3 separate regions of the Mus musculus genome follow, and regions 1 and 3 are each linked to region 2. Evidence: chromatin loops called from intact Hi-C (ENCODE). Cell type or tissue: heart. All regions are shown on one strand.

Region 1 (8,000 bases), 150 kb after region 2:
CTCTTTTTTCTTAGAAAGATACTGGGAATAAAGTTGTTTCTCCAGAATTTGGCACATACAGTGAATGTTTAAATACTACATAGTGTCTAAATCCACAGCCACTTCAGGAGATACATGTTACCTTTTGTGTCAAAACTATTATTTATTTATATTCTACTTGATTTGGGGGACTTCACTACCTTTTCCACTTTATTTTCTTAAAAGAGAGAAAATACCTTCACCTTAGATGTGATTGGCATAAAGTACCACATTTAAAGGTTGTAGCCAGTTAGTGTTGACACTTGGGTACATAGGTGAAGAAACATCACAACTGTGAGGTTAAGGTTACCGCTGTTCCTCTCAGAGCTTTGCTGGTGCTTTCTGTACGTACTTTGCTGTGATGTTTCTGTTTCCTTTTAAATCAAATTGTTTTTATTATAAAAATGCACTTTTTATACTCAAGCTACAAATTCCAGGTGAGTGATTTTCCCTGTTCCCTCCCTTGAGACTGATGTGTGTGTGGTCCAGCTGTTGTGGCTTTCTCACAAAGAACATGGTATGTTCCACCTCACACATGCTAGCACACCAGTATTGCTTACAAACGTTTGAGTGAGTAGACATTGCTGTTGGAAATAAAGTCTTAATTCTGCTGACCAGCTTTTTTTGTAGGTGTGTGTCTATGTTTCCCTGTCCCTATTCATTGATGAGACAGTCATTTCAAAAGTTTTCTGTGTGCACTTGACTTAGTAGTATATTAAAAGATTGCTGTCTTCCTTTAGAACTTAATTGGATTTAAAAGACTTTTTAAAATTTATCTTTACTCTGTGTGTGGGGGGGTGGATGCTATGTGGTTTTATGTACCACAGTGTGTGCACATGGTGCTCAGGGTAACTTCTGGAATTTGATTTTTTTTTCCTATGAGTTTTAGGGATGGAACTTGAGTCACTGGGCTTGAGCAACTAGCATCTTGACCTGAGTGAGCCATTTGGCCAGCCTTAATTGATTTCTCATTTTTCTATCCCTCTACAAAAAGCTAAAGAGCTGGCAAACATAATTATCAGTAGGACCTTAAAGCATTATATGACATTTTCCAAGATAGTAGTTTACTTTTCAGTATTGCCATTTAGAATACATGCTTTGGGGGTGGGGTAGTTGAGTTAGTTCTGTTGGATCTAGTTAAAAAGATCAGCAACTTGGCCGTATTTGTCTATATTACACTAAGTCTGTGGAATTATTCTTATGTATTATCCTCCAGCACCACTGACTAAAGTTGTCAGTTTTCACTGTAGAAAGGAGAAAACCCATTAACCCCGTGTCTGGTGCTTTGAGGATTTGATCTGTTTGATCTACAGCTGTCACCTCGTTTTGTGTATCTTTGGTAGTTCTTGAAGAAAATTTTAAATTTACATATTCATTTTGAACATTTAACAGGAAGATGGGTTTAAACTGTGTAGTAGTTTGTTTGGGTTTGAACATTTTAATAGTTCACCAAGTGTACAGTTTCTCTGGTGTGTTTGCTAACTAGTGCTCATATCCCGTTGGAGTGTCGTGTAATGTTGTTTTATCCTTTTGTTTTCTCCTCTCCACAGCTTTACCTTTAGTCCAAGTGGATGAGAAGGGAGAGAAAGTAAGGCCAAATCAGAACCGGTGCATAGTAATACTGCGTGAGATATCGGAGTCTACCCCCGTGGAAGTAAGTGCTGCCTCCACTTGCGGTACTTGACATTTTCCTGGGATTTTGTTGTTGGTGGTGGTATTTGTTTATATATCTGTTTTTGATAGGACTTGTTTAAAAAAAGATACAAAAACACCTTTTCTCAGGATATACACACTGGTAAATACAATGTGATTCACTTGTAGAAGAAAATAACCATCACACCTTTTGTTCTCAAGACTCCTTTAAACATTTAAAATTTTTAAAATAATGAGGTTTGTATATTTCAATAGTTAGAAATTAAAAATGTAATAGGTTTAGATATGTAGTGGGTGGGAAGGCTACATGGTGTGGGTCTTTATGACTTTACATCTTGTTCTGTTTACATCTATTGGTTTGTTGTTCTTAGTTTGTTTGGGCTTGGGGCTTTTTTTTACCTCACTGGATATAACTCTTTTTGGTTGGTTGGTTCCGTTTTGGTTTTCTAGAGGCAAGGTCTCACTATGTATAGTCCAAGCTGGCCTTTAACTCATGGTCCTCCTACCTCAGGCTCCTGAATGTTAGCGACGTAAGTATGTGCCACCATGACCAGCCCAAATATTTACCACTTTTAGTGGTTTCAGGCACCTCCACCTGCAGCCCACCCAGCTGCTTGCAGACTGTGATAACTAAGAATGCCACCCAAAACAAAACTGTAAACTTACTTAAAACATGAGTTTTTGTGTATGTTTCCTTCGTAAGTCAACGGATTCTTAAGCATGAACTTTGTTGATAATATCACTTGGTTGTATGTCTTAGTAGCCCTTCAGTCAGGTTCTGTTTTTTCCTTTTGCCTGATTCTTTTGAGAGATCTTGTATAAATCCATTCGTACTGAAAACAACCTTTTTTTCACCTCTGGTATGTTTGAGAGAATCCTGATTTAGAGCTTACTAAAAGCTTTTTTATTTGCTTTGTTTGGTTTGGGGCGAGGAGTTAGTAAAGTTCCTGGATTGGTGGGGAGTGCTTTCTCCCCAACACCCCAATTCCTGTGTTTTAAACACATTGTTCTCTGGTTTGCATTGTTTCTGCTGAAAAAAAAAATCTGCCAGTTTTTCTCTTTGTTCCTCTCTGTCTTTCTGTGACTCTTGGGAAATTTTCATCATTATCAAGCTTTTCCTTTCTGAGCATTTGAAATGGACATTCAGTAACTATTCTGGTTTTGCTGTCACTTGTATTATTTTAAGGTTAATCCAATTGGTCTTTTTCACTATAAGCAGCCTTTTCTATTTCTTAATGTGATTATTACTTCAGTGAGTGGTAAAACCTTCAGATAGTTTTGAATTCTAATAAATATTCTGAGATTCAGCTAAGTTCCCTGGTGGTGTGTGTGTAGTCCCAACTGCTCAAGACTAAGGCTGGAAAGGCTGTTCAAGGCTATTCTGAGACACATTTGTGAAGTGGTTCAGAACAGCCTTCATACAGGGCACAGTCTTGTTTGCTTGCTCTCATGTTCTCAGGGTTAAGACAGACTTTCCACTCTGGCTGCCCAGTAAGCTGGCTGTAGGGTTATTCTACCTTACTATTCTAGTTGTTTTGTTTCTGGCTAAAGACCTAACGAAAACCCTCCACAAAGCTCTGGAGACTTGCCCATCTTGTGACCTGGAAACCCTAGGCTTTGGCGCTCTTGGCCCCTGTATGTTCTTTCAGAGAAGGCTCTCCTAGCCTGCTAATGACAGATGTCTAAAAAGCTTTATATAGCTTATCTTTTTACTTATGACTTGTGTCATTTGGGGCCATAAATCTATTTAACTTAGCCAGAAGCAAAAGTTCAGCTAATATTTCTAGTTTTCAAACTACCTTTTAAATTAATTTGTGTATTTATTAGCCTGTTGATAAAATACAATGTTTTTTCCCCCTTCCTTCCCATTCCCCTTCTCTTCCTTCTCTCTCCCTTCCCCTTCGCTCTCCTCCCTTCCCCATCGTCTTGTTAAGAATCCTGTATTCCAGAGCAGCACAGAACTCTGTAGCTGCGGATGACCTTCAACTTAGTTGCTCTCCTTGCTTGAGTGCTAGTATTACAAGCATGTACCACAATGCTCAGTTTATGTTGTATTGGGGATCAAACGGAAGGTTTCTTAAGCACTAGGCAGGGCGTGCAGGCCCTACTGTTCATATTAATGCTAGTTCCTTGTGGGGAAGGGAAAGCTGTCAGTGATTACTTCCTTCTTTGTGGCATGTGATCCGTGGGTGCTCCCTGCAGTGCTTCTGAAAGAGACCTCACAGCTGCATCAGAGCATGAGAGAATACGTTTTCCTCCTAATTTGATAGATAAAAAGCAGCGTGACTGAGGACTAATTTCTAACTTCTCTGTTTTCTGTAGGAAGTAGAAGCACTATTTAAAGGAGATAATTTACCAAAATTTATAAACTGTGAATTTGCCTATAATGATAATTGGTTTATTACCTTTGAAACAGAAGCTGATGCACAGCAGGTAAGTGTATTCCTCTGCCAGCCTGTGAAGTCTGTAGTTTCCCCATGTTTCATCAGTGTACAGCAGAAGTTAGGACATTGAGGTTATTATAGCAACACCGTGTATGTTTTTGTAGCACTGCTGAAAGAAGGTCACATTACTTCTAAGTGTATTATGAGTAAGCAGTTGTGGGAAATCAAATCTGCTCTCATATCTGGGGAAAATTTTTTGTTTGCAAAGTGAGGAAATTTGAACCTAACCCTGACCAGTGAGGGAGTGTCCATTGTGTGGCAAAGTGCTTTCAAAGGTATTGAGAAGTTTTGTGCTCTTAAAGGAGGTGTCTGATTTAGGGGAAGTATACCAAGTGTGAAACGTTAAGCACTACAAACAGAGGGTCAGAAGGAAAAAGCACAGAAACCTAGAAGGCCGAAGGGTAGAAGCTCTGTTCTGTGGCCGTGGCCTGCCTGGTGAGCCAGATGGGTGAGCATAGGCGGAACTGAGGAGCCTCTGCGTGAAGTGGGGCTTGATAAAGACTAATGCTCAGACAGTAGATGTAGGCCTACGTAGTGACAGCAGCACAAATATTCCAATCTCCTGTCCCTGCCTTCTAAGACCTTCCTTTCCTACATTACATAATCTCAGTTGCTAGTTGGGTTAATAGGAGGGAAGCAGTATTCTTTTGTATCTAAATTGAAGAGTTTTAGCTTGTGGTTTGAGGCTGCTTATATGGTATTTATTAATACTTAGAAGGTTATTTAAATATTTTACAATAATTTGGGGCACAGATACTATAATAAGGATGCTTTTAGTGACCTGTGAACAAAAGAGGGTCAAAAATCACTCTTTTTAGATCCTGTCTGCTATATTCAACCATACATATCATTATCTGAGCTGTAAAGTTAACTTACAAAGTTAACAGAACGGTATTTTGTATCATTTTTACCCATAGGCTTACAAATACCTTCGAGAAGAAGTCAGAACTTTCCAAGGAAAGCCAATTAAGGTAAATAATACCATTGCATATAGCTTGTTTATTGCATTGTTAATATTCTTAAATGTTCTCATGGGAACATGTAACATCTTGAATGTCTCCAAACAGGCGCGGATAAAAGCAAAGGCAATAGCGATAAACACATTTTTGCCAAAGAATGGATTTAGACCTCTGGACATGAACCTTTATACCCAGCAGCGCTATGCTACATCGTTTTACTTACCTCCAGTGTACAGTCCCCAGCAGCAGTTCCCTCTGTACAGCCTGATCACCCCCCAGACGTGGTCAACAACACATAGCTATCTTGATCCACCCTTGGTAAGCCTTTTCTTTGTTTTAAATTTACATAACAGGTTTACATTAGGTACTGCACTAGGCACTCTAAAAGCTTAAGTTCTGCTCTAATCAGAGAACCACGTGTCTACAGTTTGTCTAGTGTACAGACCTCAGGTTTATGGTGTGGATTTACAGTTTAATTGGGCAATAAAGGTAGAGTCCTGTGCAACAGAGTCCTGCGAGGCTGTGATCCTTGCCTCCTGCCCTCTTAGCGTTGCCTTTCTGTGAAGCACAGTACAGTAAAGGCTCCAGCTGCTGTCCTGCACAGGGAGAGGGGCTTGACACAAGGAATTCTGTCGTAGAAGAAGATGTATCTCAGTAGTTTCCTAGCAGTCCGGGAAAGCAGGAGACATATAGAATGTCTCACAAAACTCAACATACCCACTTTAGGGTTGGCCTTTGTTAAGGTCTGTGGTTTTAATTTATAAGTCTGTAGTGAGCATGGTCACTTTTCTCCAGCTTTGTGCAATAGACCGTAGGAAACATGGACTCTGATTTGACTTCACTGATGTAGTGAGGTTGTGGTAAGGTTCCGTGATAAGAACATCAGCCTTGTGAGGTAAAGTCCTTGAAAGTGAGGCCAGGTGACAAAGCTGGATGAGTTCATATCTGTAGGCTTGTGTGGCACTGTTGGTACTGATGTAAATGTAAGGAAAGGTAAAGAATAGAATGCATAGAAGGAAATGGTCAGAACGCAGAAATGAAGTTATTAACTCTGGAAGACTGCGTATCCAGAGTGTGGCTGTGGACTAGATAGAGAACAAGTGGGGGTGCTCAGGATCAGGTGTCTGGATGCCGCCTGCCACCTGTCAGGTAGAGTCAGTACCACTCATTGGCAGGCAAGCAGGAGAGGTGTGGGAAAGAGGGAGCTTGAGACAGAGTTGTTCAGACTTTAAAATGCAGTTGCTGTTAAATACTGAAAGATGAAGATAAATGTCTATGAGAAACTGAGTACATTTAGGAGCGGATACTGCAAAAATAGATATAAATAGAAAATACCATTAAACTTAAAGCAAGAACTGATGAGCCATTGTGTGTACCTTAATCTGGTGTTCATGTTTCATGTTAACTTAGAAGAAGGATCAAAGAAAGGAAGGTCTGAGGATAGAGTGTGTGTACAAAGGCACCCAGGTTGCTAAAGATCAGCTTTTATTCTCAGTGTACCAGGCAGCTGGGAACGGGGGTGGTAAGTTGCTTTCATAAGAGTCCTTAGACACATGGACTTTGACCTGGTTCTTGTAGGAAGTAATGTGGAAGATTTCATTTCCTTATATGGAAATGGGCTGGAGAGATAACTCAGTGGTTAGGAGCACTGGTTGCTCTTCCAGAGGACCTAGGTTCAATTCCCACACCCACGTGGCAGCTCACAACTGACTGTACCTCCAGTTCTGGGGACCTGACACCTATGCATATTAAAACATAAACAATTGTTTTTAAAAAAGAAAAAAGAAATGACAGTATGTTCCATGTTTTAAAGGTAGCTCTCTAACCATGTGTAGAACAGGAGTTACAGAAGAGTCTCAGGCCCGTGACACTCCCCTCCCTCCAGTTCTATAAAACACTGCAGTACAAAGTTTGGTATACCATTTCTAAAATGAGAACTTATATCTATCTCTAAACTTTGAAATGACCAGAGGAAAATACATGGAGACATAGGCATAGGTAAAGACAGCAACAGTGGGCAAACAGGGTTCTGTCCTGCTTAAAAGTTTCTACCCAACAAAGAAGCAATTACCGTAGTAGAGACAACCTGTACTGGAAGAGAACTGTTAGCAGATTTATCCAACAAAGGCTTCCTACCCAAATTCACAATGAACTAAAAAGATGAGGTGAGGGTGCAGGGGAAGAGATTCTTTGTACACGGTTCCTGGGAATATAAATTAGTTCAGGCACCATGGAAATCAGTGTAGAGATTCTGGGAAAACAGTAAAAGTGGACCTGGAGTAGCATCTAGTTTACCACCCATGGCATACATCCAATGGAATAAATACCTTAGACAGTAGAGGTGTCTGCACATTCATCTGCATTGTGAACTATACACAGTGGCCAAGTCTGGAAATCACTTTAGGTGCCTGTCAGTTAGTGAATAGATTAATAGAGAACCATGTGCTAACTGTTGAGAGGATCTCTTGTAAGCCATCTGTCAATAAAAAAGCAGGAAATAGGAAGTGGGACACTTGCAAGAAGAGAGGATTCTGGCTAATAGTAAGAGGAAAAAGAGACTAGGGGAAGAGATGAGTGATGGACATCAGGTAGATGAACCTGGAGAGAGACTGAGGGAGACGCTGAAGAGGCGAGAAGGAAGAAGTGGTCTGGGACTGAAAGAGAGACAACTAACCAAGTGGTAGATGTAGAATGATTTAAATGTAAATAAGAGCTAGACAGGAAATGAGCTAACACTTCTGGCCTAGCCATTTAATAATAACTAATTAGTCTCAGAGTCATCATTCCAGGAGCAAGACTGGGAAAGGAAAAACAGATATATATACACACATACATACACACACACACACACACACACACACACACACACACACACACACACACACACACACACACACACATTCAGCCATAGAGAAGAACTACATCA
Region 2 (8,000 bases):
TTCATTTCGTCTCTAACAAATACATCCATCTGGCTAATATGGCTCTCTGTAGTCTTCTATGTTATAACCATACTTGTCACTTACATCCAATTTGGGGAAATCCGACAGAATCTGTGACAGTCTGTCATGGTAATTCTGTTGAGTAAATTTGACTTTTCTCATATAAAAATGTCGAATCCGATGAATTTGATAATGTTTATGAATAACCGTTGGAGTCTTTCGTTGAGTCTTGGATAATGTTAGGTCAATAAAGTCCTATGATTAAAGAGAATAATTAAAATTCAAACATTTGCTTATAACTTTCTTAAAGCATTAACCCAGTAGTACATGGTTTAAACTACAAAATTTACTTTTTCAAAAATCAACTGTTTTGTATACAACTTGGCTCATCTTTATAGTTTCTGGCCTTTATGAAAACTTGCTACCCACCACCAAGACTAAGATAGTTGGGAGAATCTCAACCCTCCTCAAGAATGCCTGACCAAAAGGGACAGTGCTGGTAGTGTCTCTAAGTGTCAGAGCCTTGCATTATTTATGCCCTCAATCGCTCAGCCCCTACACCAAGTATGACACCAAGATCAACTAGGCCATGCCTCACAAAGACCCAGCCCCTGCCCCTGATAATGGGAGCATGCTCCATGTGTCCAACCACGCCAGGACCTGAGTTTGGAATGGCTGAAAAACTTGTGAATACTTCCAACTGATGGAGGAGGCCCCTTCCTTGTCACTCTTCCAATAAAAATATGCCTGGGGTAGAAGAGAGGACTTGCTAATGGTTGCTGAAATATATTTTACCCCATGTTTTTTAATGCTATTTTAACTTTCAAATAAACTCAAGAATAAATCAGAAGAAAAAGAGCCAGCTCTTCAATTTCAAGGATTTTGTAGCTTTGATTTTAAAGGGGTATAAAATGAAAAATCTAAAACTCATCATCTAAAATTTCCTGGGTATGCTGAGTAGACTATTTGAGATATTTGTACTTATTCACTTTTACCCAACCATAGAAAGCTGTTCTACTTTCCCTTGATCACTTCCATTAATTGAACAATATTGATCATTTTCTATAATAAAGGATAGAATGAACACAATGCTGAAGACAAAACAGTGAAGAAGACACTAAGATCCAACGAAACAAAACCAAAGGCAAGCAGGTAATCACAATACAGTCTGCCAGATTACGGAGAGCATGGATACTCAGGCCTGCTGCTCTTCTACTCTGTTCCTTTCCATGGTCCTCATATCTTTTAAAAGTTGCCTACTGAAAAGTTTCTCCAAACTCACCCATTTATTAGTATATTCTTTGTTTTTATTTTTCTAATCAGGGTTTCTCTGTGTGTAGCTTTGATTGTCCTGGAATTTGCTCTGTACACCAGGCTAGCCTCAAACTCACAGAGATCTCCTGCCTTTGCCTCCTCAGTAGTGGGATTAAAGGCATGCACTAACACCGACTGCCCAGTTCTCACTACATTCTTATGTTATCCCAAATCTCTGATATTTACAGGAGTTTATAGTCAGGGTTCCTCCCACCCAAGCCCTCGCCCACCAAAACAGAGAGATATTTGAGTTCACTTTATAAAATGGCACAGTACTTGTGTGTAGAAGAATCCACATATATTTGTCATATACGGTAAATAGCTGTAACTATATGTAGGGAATGCTCCTTTAAAAAGTCTATGTGCATGGTGGCTCACGCCTTTAATCCTAATCCTAGAGGCAGAAATGTATAAGTTCCAGGCCAGCCAAGGCAGACAAAAAGAAAGCAAACAAACAAAAAAGAGAAAATAAAGTCTATGTACATTAAATATAGATGCAATTTTCAAATAGTGTTTTTAATCTGTGTTGGTTGACTCTGGATTTGAACTCATACAGAGGGCCAATTGGAGCTCACACTTCTCCATCATACTGCGGTGGGTATAAACACATTCAGTTATTCCTTCAGAAAATCCTTTTTTTTTAAGATTTATTTACTTATTTATTTATTATATATAAGTACATTGTAGCTGTCCTCAGATACTCCAGAAAAGGGCATCAGATTTCATTACAGACGTAACGTGGTTGCTGGGATTTGAACTCGAGACCTTCGGAAGAGCAGTCGGCGCTCCTAAACCACTGAGCCATCTCGCCAGCCCCCAGAATATGATTCTTAAAGACGCAGACTATTCTATGTGTTTCTATACACAGAACTTGGCACACACTTTACAAAAGCACCCCATACTCTTCAGATTGACTTTTTATTTCCCACCACCTATCTACACACATGCAAACTCATCTGCAAACAGACCTCCTTCAGGGCAACAGAGACAAAGGCTGCCTTTCCTAGGTCAATTATATCAACAAAGTTCCTTTGACCCAATGAACTCTATTTCCAGTGAAATAAAAAGTGTACGAGTTCCTTCAACATGCACTTGAGAAGTAGTGGCGACAGTCTCGTGGGCTAAAACAAAATGTGATTCCTACATGTAGTTTCTTTCCAATTATTACAAACGTGTGAAAAACGTATCAGAATGGATATCAGAAAGAGGAAGAAAGGAGAAATACAGAGACGTGTAAGGAAAACAACTAGTGGAAACATGGTTTTTGTCTTTTCAAGACAGGGTCTTTCAGAGATCCGCCTACCTTTGCCTCCCTAGTGCTGAGACTAAAGGCGTGCACTACCACGCCCACCAGAAAATACTAGTTCTTTACACAAGTTTTCAAAGCAAGCTCATTCAGAAAGGGGGATGTCGAAAACACCCACACTGCGGTCAATTTAACGATAGTGACACTGGTTCCTCTAACTGATTCTGCAATTTAATGCCCATGGCTTGCCAGAGAAACCGGTGTATCCTTTTAGGTTCTTTAGCCTACCTCATTCTCGACATTTGGGAGGAAAGCATCTTGCTACGTTACATAATGTGGGCCTGGCTACTTGCGTGCTTATAACCAATTGCATCTTTTAAGTCCAACGACAAAATGACAGCTACCTAAAATCTTTTTAGACCGTGACGTCACGAATCAAATTCTACTTAAAGGGGAGGGTACTCACACGACGCTCACCACTGGCCCCTTCAGGCTTCCTACCCTGCTCCTTACTGTGGCCACCACCCAGACACTTTGTCCCGTCGGCAGGCCACACAAGAATCATAGGCTCTGGAACGGCCCTGATGTCTTGGAGGGATTCTAGGGCTTAGGGTACCCAAGGACAGCAGGAGAGGGGCTTGGTTTCAGAGAGTGGGACTGATCTCCGAGGGTCGCGAGGACAAAGCCTAGCAAGCGGAGCTCCGCACTGAGGGCCGAGGGACTGCACGGTGTCCTCCCTCCCCCAGTCTCGGGGATACAGGCCTGGACCCTCCCTGGCGACTTGTCGGGGAAATGGAGATAGGCGGAAACGACCTCTGTCACCCCTACCTTGGCAGACGGCACCACCGTAATCTTCTTGAAGTTGTAATGCGCCATGCCGGCGGTGGAACGCACGAGGAACCAGGAGAAGCGGAGGACCGGACTTCCGCCGGCGGAGGTGGGCGGGACTTCCGCTATCCGGCGTGACACAACTTTGGCTGCCGGACTCAAGCGTTACATCATTTCCTGAATGTCCGCGAGGCGTGGCCCACGCGTCCGCCTAGACAGGCTTCTAGTCCCACAGCGTCCCCGCTCGGCCGGGAAGTCCGCCGCCAAGAGCCGCGGTAGAGATCTGCTGGGTTTAGAGGTGGGAGAGATAACCTTGCGGGGTGAAAGGGAGACTCCCGGCTGGCCACCTTGGCGGGGCTCTCAGGAAACACTGCCCTCACCCAAGCCGGCTTCGGGGCTCCAAAGGGTGTTTCCAGCCACCTCTGGGGACGCCGCGGCCAGAGCGAGTGACGAGCGGGAAGACGCAGCGCGGGGCTTCTGCATCACTTTGGTGTCCCTTGAGCAAGAAAGGCTGTCTGTCGCCTGGCAGTGTGGAAAGTTATTTATTCGAGTAAATTATGTTGACGGGGCTTCTGTTAATGGAGTAGACTGCATACTTCCAGGTGGCCCGAGTTTCCTCTCCTGACCTTGCAGTCTCGAGGTGGTTTGTGGGTGCTCCACCTTCACCTGACCTTCACCTGACATGGGCCAGTGAAAAAACTCTGCCCCCCACACAGCTGCCCAGAACCCAGGCACCAGACATAGACACAAAGTCTGATCCGTACAGACCTACATGGATTGAAGCCAACCTTCCCACTTGCGTTTTCCCTGTCAGTTTAATTAAGCCACCCATTTCTTTACCTTAATCCATCTACTCTTGCCTCATGATTATCTTTTAACTAAAAGACCCTTTCTCAGGTGTTGCCATCTTCTTCAAACCTTTCTCCCTATTTTTCTGTGACATCCATCATTCTGGTACTTGATGTCTAGAATGCAGTCTTCTTTGCTAATTTACCTTCCTGAGTCTCTCCCTAACTAGATAATCCTCAAGGTTCTTCCTCTCCTCAAAGTCTCCTTTCTCCTTTCTCCTTCACAGCCCCAGTGTGGACTACTTTGATAATACAAGTTGCTTTCAGCCTGGTGTCTTTTTTAATTACAATCAGACATTTTCAATCAGACTCCAGATATGTTAAATTGGGTATTTCCCAAGAGCATTTACTTTCTGCTTTTCTGACTAAATGCATCTCTCTGTGCTGTTGGAAAGGACAGTCTCGGGCTGGTGAGATGGCTCAGCGGGTAAGAGCACTAACTGCTCTTCTGAAGTTCCTGAGTTCAAATCTCAGCAACCACATAGAGGCTCACAACCACCCATAATGAGATCTGACACCCTCTTCTGGTGCGTTTGAAGTCAGCTACAGTGTACTTATGTATAATAATAAATAAATCTTTGGGCTGGAGTAAGCAAGAACTGAGTGAGGCTCGGCAGTGGTGGCGCATGCCTTTAATTCAAGCACTTGGGAGGCAGACACAGCTGGATTTCTGAGTTTGAGGCCAGCCTGGTCTACAGAGTGAGTTCCAGAACAGCCAGGGCTACACAGAGAAACCCTGTCTCAGAAAAAGCAAAAAGGAAAAAAAAAAAAAAAAAAAACTGAGTGAACTGAATTGATCGGAGCAAGCAGGGTGGACTGGAGCAAGCATAGGTCCTAAAAATTCAATTCCCAACAACCACATGAAGGCTCACAACCATCTGTACATATACAGTGTACTCACATACATAAAATAAATAAATCTTAAAAAAAAAAAAAAGGCCAGGCGTGGTGGCGCACGACTTTAATCCCAGCACTCGGGAGGCAGAGGCAGGTGAATTTCTGAGTTCGAGACCAGCCTGGTCTACAAAGTGAGTTCCAGGACAGCCAGGGCTACACAGAGAAACCCTGTCTCAAAAAACCAAAAAAAAAAAAAAAAAAAAAAAAAAAGGAAAGGAAAGGACAGCCTCACATTCTGACTCCCCACTAGGGTACTGAACAAAACTGAACAGAGTCAAGAGCAAGGTTGACCAAGACTAAAGACCTTGAAACAAAGTTAGTAGATGAGGCCTCAGGGGCAGAGGTGAGGTCATAAGAAGAGTGGCCCTACTGATGATGAATCCCAGGAACAGGAGCAGAGAAGGAAAATTATGGAATAAGGCAAAAGAGCTGTATGTGGTCCCACACAGTGGGTTAGCAGAATCCAGGTATTCACCAAGGAGACTCAGTCCTTGGAGCCCAGCTCAAATAGGAGGAAGTGGATAAGGATGAAGCACTTGGACAATTGATAAAATTTTCACTCTCAGGTAACTCAAGAATCCCATATGGTGTTAAACCTTAAATAGGGCTGACTATAGCTCAAGCAGTGTTCAAAGCAGTTGACCCCAAATTAACTCACTTAGCTCCTACAAAAACCTTATAATATTTGGTGAGGAAACAAAACTATACAATTTTGTTATATGTAGAAATTATATAAAATTATATAAGATATATAAGAATTATATAAAAAGCCTTGAACATGTGGCTTGGCTCCTACAAAACCTGCTTTGACATACTGCTTCTAAGTCATTGTGTGTGCTCTCTCACTTTTCAGATCTTTTAACAAGTCCTGCTCTTCTTCATGAAAATGTCTATCATGTTCCCATCGTTCCAGTATTAAAAATCAATTTGAAGCACATTGCCATTTGTTATCTTAGCATTACTGCTCATTATTGTGTCAGCAAGTTAAATAAGCATGCTTTGATTATTCTAAATGAAACCTCCAAGATTACTAGAATTTACTGGCTGTAATCACATACTACCCAGGAAGGCTCTGTCCAACAAATCTGAAATGAGCAAAGCTATTTCCCCATTGTTCCTTTATTCAGGTCCTGTATTTTCTCAAACTCCTGGCTTTCCCCAAACTATTATAGAACCAACTTCTTTTTTGTTGTTGGACCCTTTTTTTTAAAAAAGTTGTTTTGGGATTTTGGTTTTCTTTTGTTTTGAGATGAAGTCTTGCTCTGTAGCCCAGACTGGTTTGAGACTCATTGTTTAACCCAAGCTTATCTGGAGCTCAGCTTGTAGCCTAAGATGGTCTGGAACTCACTATATAATAAAATTCCTGAAATTTGTGGTGATTCTCCTGCCTCAGCCTCCTGGGTGTTGTTGGGTATATAGATATGAGACACCACCACACTTGGCTAAACTAATTTGTTTTTCTTGTAAAGTGCTGGAGATTGAACTAGGCAAGCACTCCTCCACTGAGCTCCACCCCCCAGTCCTTTTTCTTTTACCATCGTTTAGATAATACATTATTTGCTTCTGATGGGAAGCCATTCTTTCTTCAGCACTTAATCTAAGGGAAGTAATTGAAAAATATCTTACATTTATATGACCTTAGTATTTATATTAACTTAGTTATTTACAGTTTAATATTTTTTTAAAATCCCAGAAATAGCCAGCCATGGTTTCACCTTTAATCCCAGCACTCAAGAGGCAGGTGGGTCTCTGAGTTCAAGGCCAGCCTGGTCTACAGATCAAGTTTCAGGACAACCAAGGCTACACAGACGAACCCTTTCTTTGGGGGGGGGGGGGGAGGAAGGAAGGAAGGAAGAAGAAAAGAGGAAGAAAAGAAAAAAGTCCTCAACAACCAGCAACCTTCTGATCTGATCTGACATACTTCATATCCAGAATCGCACAGCTCTAAGTGGCGGGCGGGCGGGCGGGCGGGCGGGGCAGACCTGGAGGAAGCCAGCTGAACTTACAGCTATCTCATAAGCACAGTCATTTATATACACAACATGCATAAGGGACAGAAGTTATTACATACTATGAAATGTCATATGTGATTGCACTTGCAGGTCACTTGTCCATTCAGAAAAGGACTCACTCATGAAAAGAAACATGGATTATCCTTGACAAAGAGAAAACAGACTGAAGTTCATGTCAGAAAATAAATGTGAAAGAGTTTCATAAACCAATCCAATAAAAAGCTAACATCACAATTTTTTTTACTCTTTTACCCAAGAATTAAAATTACATTTATTTGTTTCTTTGTTTGTTTGAGATTTTTTGAGACAGGTTTTCTATATAACTCTGACTGTCCTGGAACCCACGATGTAGATCAGGCTGGTCTCAAACTCAGACATACACCTGCCTCTGCCTCGAGAGTGTAAGCATTAAAGGCATAGAGTCAAAAGCTCTAAGTTATGGCTCCAACTCCAGTTTACAAACTGTGTGAGTCAGAAGATAGTACTTAATTCCTTTGATCTTTAGTTTTCTCTTTGGCAATATGGGGGACAACAAATACCCTCAAAGGATTATTTATGGTAGGTAAGAAATACATGAACACAAACGCAAAGCATGAGTTGGGGGACAGTGTAGTCACCATTAGTCATAAAATGTAATTCTGAAATTCCTTTGGGTCATCATGTACTAAATGCCAAATTTCTTTTAAGAATTCTTCCTATATGAATACCAATAATCTCTTAAATTGCTTGTAGACTAGGGAATAAATAAACCTTCTAGCCCTATTTGCTTTCAAGTATTTTGCTTTTAGCTGACTTTGGAAGGTCATGTAACTAAGCACTATGATATGAGTATCCCACCAGCTTTTCATTAGATGC
Region 3 (8,000 bases), 130 kb before region 2:
CGTGACGGCTTCTGTGCTGGTTTAAATAGGCTTGGTTGAGGGAGTGGCACTATTAGGAAGTGTGGCCTGTTGGAGTGGACGTGTCCTTGCTAGAGGAAGTGTGTCACTGTGCAGGTGGGCTTTGAAGCCCTCCTCCTAGATGCCTAGAGACAGTCTTCTCCTGTTTGACTTCAGAACAAAAATGTAGAAGTCTCAGCTCATTCTTTAGTGCCATGGATGCTGCCATGCTTCCCACCTTGATGAAAATGGACTGAATCTCTGAACCTGTAAGACAGCCCCAATTAAATGTGGTCCTTTATTAGAGTTGCCTTGGTCATGGTGCCTCTTCACAGCAATGGAAACCCTCACTAAGACAGCTGCCAAACCAGGTACTAACATGAACTAACCATGTATTAACAAAAAGTAATTAGAGAGAAAGTGGCAGGAGGATCAAAACTCAAATCCAGCCTTGCTTGAAAAGGGAGTTCAAGGCCATCCTAGGTTACCTGAAACCCTGTCTCAAAAAAATAAAAGGATGACTCAGAGGCTAAGAACCTATGCTGCTCTACCAGAGGAAACAAGTTCACTGCAGGAACGGTCAGGCAACTCACCACCACGTGCAACTCTAGAGTAATCTTGACCTTCCTACTGTTACATCCCTTTAATACAGTTCTTCATGTTGTCGTGACCCCTAGCCATAAAATTACGTTCACTGCTACCTCATAACTGTAAGTTTGCTACTGTTATGAATCATAATGTAATTATCTTTGTTTTCCAATAGTCTTAGGCAACCCCTGTGAAGGTCACAACCCACAAATTAAGAATCTCTGCTCTAAAGAATCTGATTTCCTCTCTGGCTTCTGTGGCCACTGCACTCACATGGCCCTCATGCGGATACAATTAATTAAATATTTGAATTACTAAAAAAATTCAGAGGTTTGGGGTTTGTGATCCTAGCAAGAAGGTACACAAGACAGTAGTCACTTGTACAAGAAATACTCAAGCGGTATACACAGAGCACAAGCTAGCCAAGTGAAAACAGAAAGAATGGAAAGCAAAGGGGAGAAAGTCAATTGTGGGTCGACCTGAGGTTGAAAAACTACCACAGACTGTCGCTTATGAGACTGAAATTGATCCACAAATACAGAGGCACTGATCCTCACACAAAACCACTGTGAGGGAGAATTTTCAACTTCAATTTGTAGTCTGATGGTATTTTACAAACTAGACAGTATTAAAAAGGTAACTGAAGCCGGGCGTGGTGGCATGCCTTTAATCCTAGCACTAGGGAGGCAGAGGCAGGCGGATTTCTGTGTTCGAGGCTAGCCTGGTCTACAGAGTGAGCTCTAGGACAGCCAGGGCTACACAGAGAAACCCTGTCTCGAAAAACAAAACAAAACAAAACAAAAAAAAGCAAAACAAAAGGTAGCTCAAAAGAGAAAGAAAACTCTTTCACTCTGAAAATAAAATAGGTCTACCTGGGCATAATGGTGCATGCCTTTAATCCGAGCACTGGGGGGGGGGAGGGGGGGTGTAGAAGCAGGCAGATCTCTGAGTTCAAGGCCAGTCTAATCTGGTCTAAATAGAGAATCCCAAGACAGGACAGCCAAGGCTTCACAGAGAGGAACTGTCTCATAAAAAAAGAGAAAATACATCTGGGGTGGGATGTAGCTCAATGGGAAGGAGGCTGATTGCTAGGCATAGCTGAGACCTTGGGTTTCATCACCAGCATCACACCAAACAAATTATTTTATAAAGTTACTTTTACTATGCACTAATTCACCTATATATGTTTTTAAAAAGAAAGAATCTAAAGCTCCAAAAGGTAATTACTTTCTTTCAAACACTCACATCAATTCACCCAGTTCAGTAAGACAGATCAGTACATTAAATGTAAAGCTGCAATATAGTTTCTCCTGCACTCCTAACTGGTTGGCCTGCCAAACTCATCTGTCCTTATTCCATGCTGTCATGGGCATATCCTCTTCTCTGCTGTTTATAAACAAGGCAGAACAATACATGTCCAGCTTTAGTGCAACATATTTAACAAATGAATAAAATCTCTACACACACTGTTAATATACCAAATTCACTACCTTGGTAAATGGTATAACATTAAACCGCACCAATGAACACTTAGCTCTCTCTCTTTTCAAGGCTCTTTTTAGTATGTATGTTCCACAGTAAGGTGTTACTACCTACAGTATCAGATTTTTATTAAGTACATACAACCAAACAGGAAGCCTGCTGAAGTAGTTTTATAAGCAATACAACAAACAATGTATGCTTTTATTTGAGATAATATAAAACATTACTCTCTATTTCATACTTTGGAGGAAGAATTTTAATTTTCTTTCAACAAGAAAAAACTGATTTATTTCAAAATAAATACCCGGTTTATCCCAAAAATGTTAGTTATACATTAAAAAGATGGTTATATAATTTGCAGATGGTAGTATAAACTATAAAATGTCACTGAACCTCCAAAAGTTCAATAAAGGTATTAATAATATTAATATTTTAAGTGTTGATTGTAATAGTACTTTTAAAATTAACTTCTAGAGGGCTGAATCAATGCAATATCTAACCAGTAACAGAAAAGAGAATGGTCTCTACACGCAACCTTGGAAATCTGTCACCAGAATTAAGTTACTTAAAATGTTCTGTCACTGATGAGATGAAGGCAAATGATGCACACTTATCGAGTCTAAGGATGGCACTGAGCTGACAGGCATCAGTAATTAAATAAGCTACCACCAAGAATTTTTTTCTCAATAACCAAAAAAGAAATTCAAATCTAGAAAGCATATCTTTCTTTGAATAAATCAGGACAGGACAACTAACAAAACTCTTAGTATCACTGCTGGGGGAAATACCCAACCCCAAGGATTTTACCTCAAATCAAGGGCAAAGTAAGATAACAGACCAACGTACCTATACTAAAGGAAGTAACATCTCAGAGTAAGAAAACCAAAGGAAGCATACTTAGGTCCTGTGTCCAGAAATTTATGCAAGAAGGCTTGATATACACTGCAAAAACGTAGCTGTCATAAACATCAAGGTCACACTGTTATTTCATGTGGCCACTGGCCACTGCTCTGCGTCTCCTATGGGCAACACTAATAGAAGGCCTCTACTTACTTTGGTCAGGTTATATTTATATATACTATGCTCAAGTATGTGGCTTAGGTGTCAAAGAGAATTTACAAACACTTGAAAATGTGATCGGCAAAGTAACCAAAACAGCAAGGAAGGTAGCATAATAGAAGATTTCTTAGAAAAGGGAGAAGTATCCTGGAGGCTTATTATCACCAGGTGTACTGCTTAGAGGTAAAAAGGTTTCAGTACCGCTTTGATGGCATACTTTGTAGGCCACAATAAGCAATGTAAAGAAAACCCATCTGAACTTCAAAGAAACTGCCTAGCAATCTACATCCGGGCAAGAGAGTGAGTGGTGTAGAGCTAACGGTCCTCGTCTTCAAGCACAAGAAACATCGAAGAGTTCAAGTTAGATGATAAAACCTCTAAGAACCTGATCAATCGTTCGGTTATGTCTGCTCGCGAAGTGAAATGGCATATTTATGCAACTTTTTGGTAAAACTGGCCCATTATGATGCCTTAAAACTTAGGAAATAGAAGTGTACGGGGAAGAAAAGGAAGTCTTCAGAAAGAGAAACAAAGGCGTGGCGGGGTTTTACCACTTCAGCATCTGCTTACCCCATCTCCGCCCCCCACCCTTCCTCCTTCCCAGAGGCCATACCCCGTCTTTGCGGGATCGAAGGCCACCATCTTCGAAAACTCTGGGCTTCCCACGGGACACAGACAGCCAGGTAGACGCCACTTGAGTACACAGGGAGCCAGAGAGAGTGCGCAGGATTAGGACTGTATCCTTCATCCACCTCGAAGCCTCGTCCCCACCGCCACCCGGACACCTGACATCCCCCGAGCGCCCGAGAAGGATGCCAAGCCAGACAGCTGAGAAGATGGCGTCACCTGTCACAGCAGCAGCACTCGCGTCCGCCTGGAACCAGCCTACGTCGCACTCAATTCGTAGATCCCCCCGCGACGAGGCTCCCGAGGCAGACCCAGAGCAGGAAAAAAAACCGGCCGATTCCCGCACTGACACAACCCGGCGACCCGAACTGGCGCGCCCGTACTTCCGGTAACTGCGGAAGTCCCGCCCTCAGAGATGGTCCTTAAAAAAAAAAAAACAGACCGGAAGCTCCGCCCCATGCCCAACGGCTGCGGAAGTTCTTTCCTGGTCTCCTTCGCTCAGTCCCACAGGCTTGTTCCGCGGGATAGTCTCCTGTTTTGGCTTTCGGCTTTGACGCCGGGTCCTGGAGACCTAAACTATGGCCTAGCAGCGCGCTGAGCCAAGACCCAGCGAGTGACTGCAGAACGAGTATGGCGTCCCCTGGTGGCGCAAGTAGGCTCAGCGCTTTCCCTGTTAGGAGCTTTCCCAAGGTGCTTACAGGCACTGCTAGACCCCAAATTCTGCACCACACACTAACGGTACACGCGATCCTTGCACGAATTGCTCCCCGAGACCCTGTAGCGTCGGTAACAGGGAGAAGCACACACAGCCTCCCGGACCGTGGGTACTTACCACTGCAGGGATTCCGGTGAGGGGTCCACGGTCAGGCAGGTTTTAAGTCCATCTGTCCTAAACACTCGCACAGCCCAAAAACTGGTAAGAAAAATAATCTATTAAAATGCAAAGTCGAGTGTACTATTTAACGTAATCGCTTTCAGAATCTCTCAAATCCAACTGCTTTACAGGCTGATCTGCTAGGAATGGCTCCTCAGGCAGGGCTCAGTGGGAGTCTTGCTAGCTGGCTGCAGGAGAGCCTGGTAGAGATAGAACTATTAATATTTCAGCTTATCTGCAGAAGATGACTCACCCAGTTTCCTTCTGAAATATCTGATCACCATTGGCTAAGAGGGGAAAATAGAATCAGCTGTTCACTGCAAAAGGTGGGACTTGAGCCGCTTTTCCCCGTTAATCAGGGTTGGGAAGACCTACATAGCAGAATGGAGCTGTTACATAAACAGCCTTGTCTCTGCGAGCAACTTGAACTAGATGTTTAAAACTCACCTACAGTAAAAGCATGATAGTATTTTCCTTCTATATGGGTCAACATTCTTCCTATAAGATAAAACTGAAGGTTCAGATTCAAGAAGCAGTAATGCAAGATGTTTGCTGGAGAAGAAATAAATTTATCGTATTTGGAGACTCGAATAACCAAAACATTCTGTACAAGAAATTGTGGGTTACTTGTGTATCAAGTATAATATTCAGGGGGCTGGAGAGATAGCTCAATGGTTAAGAGCTCTGACTGCTCTTAAACTGAGTTCAAACCCCAGCAACCACATGGTGGTTCACAACCATCTGTACAGCTAGAGTGTACTTGTATACATAAAATAAATAAATAAATCTTTTTTTAAAAAAAATATAGTATACAAAGCTTATCACTAGTAACAGTCTATAAATATGAACTGAGAAAAAAAAGATTTGGCTTCTCAGAGAAATCACTGTCAAATTTGGAGGCTGTGATATTTATTTAAGAAAATTTTAACTAGTAACAAAGAATGCATAAGACATTCTGCTGTTAATGATAGCCAGCAGAAAGTACTGTAAAGCATAGTTCCATATCCAAGTAGCATTCCACTAAGTTTGCAACAAAGCAGCCACATTTGGGTGCCACTTAAGATACTTTTAATGGAAGTACATTTTATCTTTGGTATATTTAGAGTTCCACCAAAAAAAAAAAAAAAACAAAGCGTGGTGGTTTTAATAAAATGGCCCCCATAGGCCTAGAGGGAGTGGCATTATTAGGAGATGTTGCCTTGCTGGAGTAGGTGGGATGTTGCTGGAGGAAGTGTGTGCCTGAGAGCAGTCTTTAAGGTCTCAGAAGGTCAAGTCTGGCAAGTGAGTCTCAGTCTCCTACTGCTTTCAGATCAAGAAGTAGAACTCTCAGCTCCTCCTGCAGTACCATGTCTGCCTGCATGCTGCCCTTCTTCCTACCAAGACAAGAATGGACTGAACCTCAGAGCTGTAACCAGCTCCAGTTAGATGTCTTTTGTAAGAATTGCTGTGGTCTTGGCGTCTCTTCACAGCAAGGAAACCCTAAGAGGTAGCTGTCTGTTAAGAGCACTGAGTATTCATGCAGAAGACCCAGTTTCAGTTCCCAGCACCCACAGGTTACAATTGACTGTTGTTGAGGTTCAGAAATTGCATCACAAACCATACGAACACAGATCTCAGGTAAGCAAAAATGGTTTGTAGAACACACACTCCAAGACTGATCAATCAGGACCACAAAAAGGATTCGGGAACCTAATTTTGTGGTACCAGTCTGTTTTTAGGGCAGGCTTTTTATAGGAAAAAACAGATTCAAAGGTTTAGAAGGTAAGGGGGTTGTGGGGGAGTAGCACAAAATGTTGCCTAACTAGACAAAAGTAGTAGCTGCTAACTTTAAGCTGATTGGTCCTGAGTAAGGTAAGAGGGGTGGCAGGTAGTAAAAGGGAATTTCAGAGCACTGAGATAACAGAGCATAAGTACTATAATCATAACTTCTTGGCTTATTAGTAGCATTCTTCAGTGTCAGCTATGGATAATCACTTCTGGAAAGTGGAGTCTGAGAACTGAACTTAATTTCAACTTATGAGCAAAATGGAGACTGAATACAAAATTGCTGCAGTGATGTTAAAAGGAGCAGGCTTCAACATCTGTAATTTCAGTTCTGTGGGCTCCGATGCCTTCTTCTGATCCCCTCAGGTATAAAGCACACATATGGTGTACATGTATGTAAAATATTCATACATATAAAGTTTTAAAAGTTTAAAGAAAAAAATTAGCAGGGCAGTGACAATGCATACCTTTAATTCCAGCCCTTGGGAGGCAGAGATGAGAGGATCTCTGGGTTCAAGACCAGTCTGGTCTATAGAGTGAGTTTGAGGATAGCCAGGGCTATAGAGAAATCCTGTCTTGGGGAAAAAAAACAGCCTAAAGTGAAACTGTTTGCATAATATTAGTTTTGAAAGTGCTATATGAATCTGAGTTACATAAAGGAGCATTACTCATGCGTACTGTACTTGTATTGTGCAATCCAAATCCTACATTTCACCATCTCAGGATTATATACAAGGGCATCATTGTGAAGATAATACACCTAAGTGACCTAAGTAACAGAATCTTCACAAAATACAATGTTGAAATGTAAATATTATGATATTGTGTTAGTTTTCTGATGCTATGACCAAGATACCTGATTTGAAAAAGGAAGAGATCATTTCTTCTGGTACATGGTTTCAGGGGAATTAGTTCATAGTCACTTGTGCAGGACATGGTGGTAAGAACATTTGGCAGAATAAATTCTTCACCTAATGTCAGACAAGAAGCAAAGAACAAAGCAAGGGGAGGCCAGGAATAAATACCCTTAAAGGCTTATCTTAGACCCTACCTATAGTTTCCTCACTTTTTCCAAAGTAGCACCCCCATCTAAGGGACATGCACCCAAAATGTGACCCTGTGAAAATCATTTTGTGAAAGTATAACATTATGCTCTTGGCCTCCCAAGACTCATGGTTACCTCATAATGCTAAATGTGTTGAGTCTACTCCCAAGAGTCTCCAAACTCCGTAACAATTACAAAGTATTTTCTGAATGTTCGTGTGTGTGTGTGTGTGTCTGTGTGTGTACATGAACACAGTTGTCTAAGGAATCCAGAAGATAGTGTGGATCTCCTAGAGTTATAGACCACTATAAGCATCTAAACATAGCTCTAAAAATCAAACTTAAGTCCATTACAAGAGCCGTTCTTACTGTTAACAGCTGAGCTATCTTGACAGCCATCTCAAATACTTAAATTCAAGTTTCTTCTGAAACCCAAAACAAACTTAGCAATGAGCCTATATAAAAACAAGTTACGGGCTGGTGAGATGGCTCAGTGGGTAAGAGCACCCGACTGCTCTTCCGAAGGTCAGGAGTTCAAATCCCAGCAACCACATGGTGGCTCACA

What was found. Peaks named below come from ENCODE experiments on the same cell type or tissue, not always from the same donor. Only the 100,000 strongest peaks of a DNase experiment are listed, where the experiment ranks them.
Region 1: it touches region 2 in a loop (4-fold over the local background); 3 of 42 quality-filtered maps call a loop at or near these places.
Region 3: it touches region 2 in a loop (6-fold over the local background); 18 of 42 quality-filtered maps call a loop at or near these places.

What each region holds. Positions count from the first base shown.
Region 1 is chr13:9,145,833-9,153,832 of GRCm38, forward strand. It overlaps Larp4b (La ribonucleoprotein domain family, member 4B), which reads left to right. Exons shown (of 18, transcript NM_172585.3): 8 at 1,569-1,672; 9 at 3,994-4,104; 10 at 5,033-5,086; 11 at 5,183-5,392. Among named protein-coding and RNA genes, the nearest start is that of Larp4b, 56 kb to the left of the region's middle. In heart, no CTCF peak of the experiment used is centred here; a DNase peak (open chromatin) is centred at 3,849.
Region 2 is chr13:8,992,561-9,000,560 of GRCm38, forward strand. It overlaps Gtpbp4 (GTP binding protein 4), which reads right to left and starts at 3,452. Exons shown (of 17, transcript NM_027000.4): 1 at 3,389-3,452; 2 at 85-255. The coding sequence starts at 3,436. In heart, a CTCF peak has its summit at 3,629; a DNase peak (open chromatin) is centred at 3,571; H3K4me3 peaks cover 2,274 bases; H3K27ac peaks cover 2,022 bases.
Region 3 is chr13:8,866,898-8,874,897 of GRCm38, forward strand. Wdr37 (WD repeat domain 37) reads right to left here and starts at 4,147. Exons shown (of 14, transcript NM_172445.3): 1 at 3,973-4,147. In heart, a CTCF peak has its summit at 4,402 (motif pointing left); DNase peaks (open chromatin) are centred at 4,254 and 4,814; H3K4me3 peaks cover 2,605 bases; H3K27ac peaks cover 2,442 bases.